2 separate regions of the Homo sapiens genome follow, and region 2 is linked to region 1. Evidence: read pairs that join two places in POLR2A ChIA-PET (ENCODE). Cell type or tissue: OCI-LY7. All regions are shown on one strand.

Region 1 (4,000 bases):
TGCCACCATGCCCAGCTAATTTTTTTAAAATTTTTTTAAATTTCTTTTTATTTTTAGTAGAGACGGGGTTTCACCATGTTGGCCAGGATGGTCTCAGTCTCTTGACTTCGTGATATGCCCACCTCAGCCTCCCAAAGTGCTGGGATTACAGGCATGAACTACTGTGCCCGGCCAAGGGCAGGGACTCTTTCTTGATGCTGTCAACACTAGTGTCTAGTACCGTAGCTAGACATAATACAAGTGCATAGTGGATGCTCCATAATTTGTTAATACATGAATAAATGAATTATTAATTCAGATATTAGGGTCTCTGAATTAATAACTCATTTATTGTTAGTTCAACATTTTTAAAATTTGTTCTGAAATAGTGATTGTCTCTCCCCCAACCCCATACAGTGTGATATGTTTCAGGAACAACAAATGCCAATTAACAAGTAATATATTGTTTTAATTCTTATTTTAATTGTTATAGATATCACTCTATACTTCTAATTTTTAAAAATAAACTAAAGAAATGAATAGCCCACATTTTAAACAAAAATTTATAAATAGTAAGATCAGTTCTCTGGCTGTTTATTTTGAAACAAAACCAAATTGCTTAGCTTAGAATCGAAGAACCTTAAAGTTTGGGCCTTTCCTCTTAGCTGTTCACATGGAAATCCTTGGACACTCTCCAGCCTGTCTCCTGTCACCAGGCACACTTGTGTCACCAACCTGCTCATGAAGGGGACTATCAGGAGGCCTCCTCCATATCCCTGCTGTGAAAAAGCTCAGTCTTGGCCGGGCACAGTGGCTCACACCTGTAATCCCAGCACTTTGGGAGGCCGAGGCAGGTGGATCACCTGAGGTCAAGAGTTTGAGACCAGCCCGACCAATATGGTGAAACCCTGTCTCTACTAAAAATACAAAAATTAGCCGGGCATGGTGGTGCGCACCTGTAGTCCCAGCTACTCAAGAGGCTGAGGCAGGAGAATCACTTGAACTGGGGAGGTGGAGGCTGCAGTGAGCCCAGATCGTGCCACTGCACTCCAGCCTGGTGGCAGAGCAAGACTCTGTATCAAAAAGAAAGAAAGAAAGAAAGAAAAAAAAAACTCTGTCTTCCTATACGCCTCATTGCAAGTTTGGTCTTTGTGACATTTTTCTTGGTTGATGTGGACATCCTAGAAGTCATGTCAGCCATGGCTCCGTCCAGACCTCCCCTTCTCTGGGTGAAGAAACTTGTCTTGAGGAGCATCTCTCCCCACATGGCCTCAAGCTTCCTCAGTTCTCACTAGCTCCCTCCTCCCCCGCTACAAGTAACATACAGACCACACAACTCATCACTTGATTCTACACTGTCTTATTCTTTGGTTGTCTTTTACATTTAGTCTCATTTGTCTGACAAGGTGAAGTCTCCAAGAGTAGGGGTCATGTGACACATCAGTGCTCTCGCCGGCCCCAACCAGCACTGGGATACCATGTGTGTGTGACAGGAGAAGCCAGGTGCTAAACACTTCCTAACGTGACTATGAAATGGACATTGTCCCCAAGAAACATTTCATTTAGTTCAGTCTTCTTGGCCCTGGAGGTCCTTCCTGGATTCACACACTGACTTCAATACAGAGGGTTTAAATAATGAAAAGGTGATACATTTCTGGCATGTGCCACGCCATCCCTGAACTTTGGGGAGCTTTTCTCTGAGTGACTTACTCATTTTGTTGACTGAATCTGATGAGAACTTGACCTCCTACTGTTCAGAGACAGGAATGAGTTGCCATGACAGTACATTTGCCACATTTACAGTGTCTCTTTGTTTTTATTCTTCCTGTTTCTCACCATTCGGCTTATTTGTTTTCCCTCCTCTTAGGATTGCCCCCTGTGGGTCACTTTCTCAGTCATTTTGAGCTCAGCCTAATCAAAGACTGAGGTTATGAAGTCGATCCTAGATGGCCTTGCAGATACCACCTTCCGCACCATCACCACTGACCTCCTGTACGTGGGCTCAAATGACATTCAGTACGAAGACATCAAAGGTGACATGGCATCCAAATTAGGGTACTTCCCACAGAAATTCCCTTTAACTTCCTTTAGGGGAAGTCCCTTCCAAGAGAAGATGACTGCGGGAGACAACCCCCAGCTAGTCCCAGCAGACCAGGTGAACATTACAGAATTTTACAACAAGTCTCTCTCGTCCTTCAAGGAGAATGAGGAGAACATCCAGTGTGGGGAGAACTTCATGGACATAGAGTGTTTCATGGTCCTGAACCCCAGCCAGCAGCTGGCCATTGCAGTCCTGTCCCTCACGCTGGGCACCTTCACGGTCCTGGAGAACCTCCTGGTGCTGTGCGTCATCCTCCACTCCCGCAGCCTCCGCTGCAGGCCTTCCTACCACTTCATCGGCAGCCTGGCGGTGGCAGACCTCCTGGGGAGTGTCATTTTTGTCTACAGCTTCATTGACTTCCACGTGTTCCACCGCAAAGATAGCCGCAACGTGTTTCTGTTCAAACTGGGTGGGGTCACGGCCTCCTTCACTGCCTCCGTGGGCAGCCTGTTCCTCACAGCCATCGACAGGTACATATCCATTCACAGGCCCCTGGCCTATAAGAGGATTGTCACCAGGCCCAAGGCCGTGGTGGCGTTTTGCCTGATGTGGACCATAGCCATTGTGATCGCCGTGCTGCCTCTCCTGGGCTGGAACTGCGAGAAACTGCAATCTGTTTGCTCAGACATTTTCCCACACATTGATGAAACCTACCTGATGTTCTGGATCGGGGTCACCAGCGTACTGCTTCTGTTCATCGTGTATGCGTACATGTATATTCTCTGGAAGGCTCACAGCCACGCCGTCCGCATGATTCAGCGTGGCACCCAGAAGAGCATCATCATCCACACGTCTGAGGATGGGAAGGTACAGGTGACCCGGCCAGACCAAGCCCGCATGGACATTAGGTTAGCCAAGACCCTGGTCCTGATCCTGGTGGTGTTGATCATCTGCTGGGGCCCTCTGCTTGCAATCATGGTGTATGATGTCTTTGGGAAGATGAACAAGCTCATTAAGACGGTGTTTGCATTCTGCAGTATGCTCTGCCTGCTGAACTCCACCGTGAACCCCATCATCTATGCTCTGAGGAGTAAGGACCTGCGACACGCTTTCCGGAGCATGTTTCCCTCTTGTGAAGGCACTGCGCAGCCTCTGGATAACAGCATGGGGGACTCGGACTGCCTGCACAAACACGCAAACAATGCAGCCAGTGTTCACAGGGCCGCAGAAAGCTGCATCAAGAGCACGGTCAAGATTGCCAAGGTAACCATGTCTGTGTCCACAGACACGTCTGCCGAGGCTCTGTGAGCCTGATGCCTCCCTGGCAGCACAGGAAAAGAATTTTTTTTTTTAAGCTCAAAATCTAGAAGAGTCTATTGTCTCCTTGGTTATATTTTTTTAACTTTACCATGCTCAATGAAAAGGTGATTGTCACCATGATCACTTATCAGTTTGCTAATGTTTCCATAGTTTAGGTACTCAAACTCCATTCTCCAGGGGTTTACAGTGAAGAAAGCCTGTTGTTTAAGTGACTGAACGATCCTTCAAAGTCTCAATGAAATAGGAGGGAAACCTTTGGCTACACAATTGGAAGTCTAAGAACCCATGGAAAAATGCCATCAAATGAATAATGCCTTTGTAACCACAACTTTCACTATAATGTGAAATGTAACTGTCCGTAGTATCAGAGATGTCCATTTTTACAAGTTATAGTACTAGAGATATTTTGTAAAATGTATTATGTCCTGTGAGATGTGTATCAGTGTTTATGTGCTATTAATATTTGTTTAGTTCAGCAAAACTGAAAGGTAGACTTTTATGAGAACAATGGACAAGCAGTGGATACGTGTCAATGTGTGCACTTTTTTTCTATATTATTGCCCATGATATAACTTTAGAAATAAACCTTAATATTTCTTCAAATATCTCTATTTAATTTTGACACTGAAATAACCGTAAAGGTTTATTTTTCTGTTACCT
Region 2 (4,000 bases), 290 kb after region 1:
TTGCGCCACTGCACTCCAGCCTGGGCAACACAGTGCGAGACTCCGTCTCAGATAACTAAATAAACAAACAAATAAATAAAACAGTGTTTACAAAAATTAAAAAAATGACTCTGCAGTTCAAATCTTTTAAAAATCAATGTATTTTGTTTCTCATTTGAAACCACCTGTTTCAGAATCTCAAAAGTGGTGCCCCCAAACTTATTCCTCAGACGGGCTCACACAGGTGCACAAAAATGTTTAGACAAGGACATTTCTTTTTTCTAAGAGGAAAAGATTAGAAAGAATCCAAATGTGCACCAATAGGAAACTAGCTAACATATTGCTTATCCATTACAACAAAATATTCTGCAATGATGAAAAAGAGTGGAATAGATCTCTATATGCTGATAAGGACATATTTCAGAGCCTAAGATGGTACCTTTGTGCAAATTGAGAAAAGGTGCCCTCTTACAGGCAGGCCCAGGCCCTGCCAGAGAACACAGTTTACTGAATTTCAGCTTCCATTCTCCCCTCAACCAAGTGCCTGTGCACAACTACATATGACAACTCTGCTAAGACCTATTAAAGGGGAAGAAGGGAGGTGGGTATAATTTGATACCACGTGTGTGTTTCAAAGACCATACACAAAAATATTAAATATATACTTTTATCTTTAAAATATTTCTGGAAGAACACTCAAGAAGCTGGTAACAATGGTTGTCTCTGGGGAGAGAAATTGAGGGTTGTGTGGGAGATGACTTTTCACTGTATTCTCTTTTGTACATTTTTTACCATGTGCATGTAACTTTCTCAATTAAAAAAAAAAAAAAAAGGAAAGTTCTTTTATTTTCTAATGGCATACCCAGAGACTGTTGTTAAGGCCAAGGGCCATGGCTACTGCTGCTATGCAACCTGTCCTACCACACACCTGGACCTCTCAGCAGCCAATATGCGGTGTCCTGGCCCAGTTCAGCCCACGTGGCTTCCATTTATCTATGTGAAGTACAGATTTTCTAAAGCATATTTTGTTGATGGAACATACTTTGCTTTTATACATTTTTCAACAATGACAACACATCTCCAAATTATTTTCACTAGGCGCTTTTCCTTTTAGCCCAGTACCCACCCTGATGCAAACCAGCCATGAATTCTTGTTTTACTTCTGCCAACCACAGTGGGAAAATAACACACCTACTCCAATGTGTGCAGCAGTCACTGAAAATTGCTGCAATGGCAGGTTCCTAGCTAACATCTGTAGACTGTGTTTCTAGCATCTTGCTTCTGGCACAGGATAAACCACTCTGAAAAGTGTTAAGCAATAAAAGTCAAAGGTTCCCAGATCCGCGATTAAGAAGTGCCCTTGATATGGTCCATTTGCTAGCAGCGTCATCCTAGGCAAATTCCATGCACACTGTATGTCTCATAGAAAATTGGTAATACTGTAATAATCATACTTCCCTCAGAGGATTAGTGTGATGGTTTAATGAAACAATGCATGTGTCTCACATAATAACCACCCAATAAATGGTTTGCTCTTGTGGCTTTTGTGGCAAGGTGGTTGTTATATGATTGGAGAGATGAGACTGAAACAATTACATGATAGGTAACAACATCTATTATCATCTGAACAATCTACACTTACCAAATGTGATCTCATATGGTACATTATCTTCAGTAAGTACAACAATATTTGTCCTTTGAGCTTTAACGTAAGGTACTTTGAAATATAATGCCATGTCCTTTATGTTGGTGCTTGGTTATGGTTTTTGCTTAATTATAAAAGCCACCCATATTAAAGTTTGGTGGAAGGTAAAAAGTACACAAAAAGAAAAGATCATCATTTCCAATCCCACTCCAGAAAACCACTATTAACATTTTAGCATATTTCCTTCTAGTCTTTTTTCCATGCATTTTAATAATTGAGATCATATGATATATATACTTTTCTACCCTTTTTCCTGTTTAGCATTTTATCCTAAATATTTCTCCATATTATTAAAAACTCCATCAATATTATCATTTTAATAGGTGGTTAGCATTCCATTGCATTTATTTATTTAACAAATATTTATTGAAAACCTATTATGTGTTAGATACTCTCTTTGATGCTAGAGCTACTATAGTGAATAAAACAGACAAGCTCTCTCTTCCCATGAAGTTTCTGTGTAGTGTTAATGGTTGTGGTACAAGTTAGAGTAAATTAAGGAGAAAATAGGAGGTAGAAAAGTGGAGGCAGTGCTTATGGACAGTGTTTTCAAGAAGGTTAGCTGTAAAGCAGCCGTAGCTGGAGGAAAAGGAATGGTCAATGCTGTACCTAATTTTACTCAATTATTGCACTGGGGAGATACAAACGTGTATTTTAGATGATCTCTTGGGCATTTTGGTAACATTTAAAATTGAGTTTTTAATAAAAGTTGCTAGTGTCATTCCTAAGCTCGTTTTGGTGAGTCTATTGCGATTTTCATGTAGTAGCTGCAATAATGTCGTGGTCTTTAATGCTGTATAAGCAGAGAAATGAGCTTAAGGGCCATAGCCACTGATACTAAGTCCTAATGCAGGATTCTCCTCTGGCTATCATGTTATCACCTCACAATAACCATTCATCTCACCATGGGGAAGAATTTGATAGAAACCCTCTCTACCTTGGATCTCATCCAACTATTTTTGGTGTGTTCGTGTGTTTTTTAAGGCAGGGGAGAAGGAGTATTGTTCTTATAGATTTTTGTACTAGAAATGTTTTCTGTTTCCTTCTCATACCCTCTTCTATGAGAAACAACCTGCTCACAGCCCTGTTAAGGAATGGTGGCCATGTTCTGAGCACATGGCCCTACCATTCCCCCACCCCAAAACACACATACGCCCACTGACCACACTTGACTGAACCTAGTGTAGACGCTGACACAACAGCAGTAATCAAGGACCTATGAACCTGAATGGCTTGACTTGAAAATTCGATTCCTCTCTTAATTGGAGTTGAAGTGACAGGGGCAAATGGCAGTGACAGTAGAAACTGAAGTAGAGTCAGAATCAAAGAGGCCTTAGTCATGGAAAGCCACAGTAAGTTGGAATTCTGGAAGGCTGGGAACTTTGACTAAACAGGATCAGCTTACCTAGTAGAGAAGAAGCACAGAGAGATGTTTATATTGAAGTAGAGACACTGGAAGATTAATTCTCAAGCTTCCAAACTCCCCAAATGAGGCAACTAAAATGTTAGCTAATATTTTAAAAAATGATTTAAATGCATCAATGAGCTGGCATAAAGTAAAGGACTCTATAGTTGCCAAAATATGATCAGATCAGGAACCCTGGCTGGTAAGTGAACATCAAAGCTAGCTTTCATCCTGAAAGTTTCTGCCAATCCCTGGAGGATCTGAGCTTCTGCTTTGAGGGGTTGCACAGAGATATAGGGACCCACCCAAGATGGGTAATCTAAATGATGACCTCCCACATAACATTGAAACCCAGAAGTCTACACCTGTAGTGCTTAAGTGAATGAAAAAGAGACCCTGATCTACAGAAGGTAGCAGCAAGGAATTATGTCTCTCTTGATCTCAGTGCTGAACGAAGGGTTAAACCATCTCCTGTGTGTATTCAGAACCACAAGCTAGTCCTCACATGGCTTGCAATCCAAATGCTATCGGTGTAGTCTGAAATACCTTAAGCACGGAATATAATTCCTAGAGTGCCCGGGTTGGTAGTCTCAACTTCAATCTAGGTCTCAAAGGATTCCACAGATAAAGTTCCGAAAGAATAAGCAGCTCTCAGGCAAAAATCACAAAAAAGAAAAACCCACAGAGAGACACCATGAGAGAAAAAAAACCCATGTAACGCTTGAAAAAGAATCTTCTTCACCCTGCAGTCCCTGTCCTTGGACAGCCATGAGATTCATTTTAATGATGCAATAAAGTCTTCCCTTATTTGATAAATTTTACAGAAATTTTGTTCTTAAAAAAAAGTCACAACTCCCTTGTTATCAACTTTTGTTTCTAAACAGTGGCTGAGAGCATGGATCTTAACAGCA

Evidence for each region. ChIA-PET counts read pairs that join two places held together with the same protein. Peaks named below come from ENCODE experiments on the same cell type or tissue, not always from the same donor. Only the 100,000 strongest peaks of a DNase experiment are listed, where the experiment ranks them.
Region 2: POLR2A ChIA-PET joins it to region 1 with 9 read pairs; 2 of 35 experiments call an interaction of 5 or more read pairs at or near these places.

The regions. Positions count from the first base shown.
Region 1 is chr6:88,143,184-88,147,183 of GRCh38, reverse strand. It overlaps CNR1 (cannabinoid receptor 1), which reads left to right. Exons shown (of 2, transcript NM_016083.6): 2 at 1,847-4,000. The coding sequence starts at 1,910. The coding sequence ends at 3,328. Among named protein-coding and RNA genes, the nearest start is that of CNR1, 21 kb to the left of the region's middle. In OCI-LY7, no CTCF peak of the experiment used is centred here; no DNase peak of the experiment used is centred here; H3K4me3 peaks cover 650 bases; H3K27ac peaks cover 2,325 bases.
Region 2 is chr6:87,849,421-87,853,420 of GRCh38, reverse strand. The region is part of intron 2 of LOC101928911 (a long non-coding RNA gene); the gene reads right to left. Among named protein-coding and RNA genes, the nearest start is that of AKIRIN2, 150 kb to the right of the region's middle. In OCI-LY7, no CTCF peak of the experiment used is centred here; no DNase peak of the experiment used is centred here.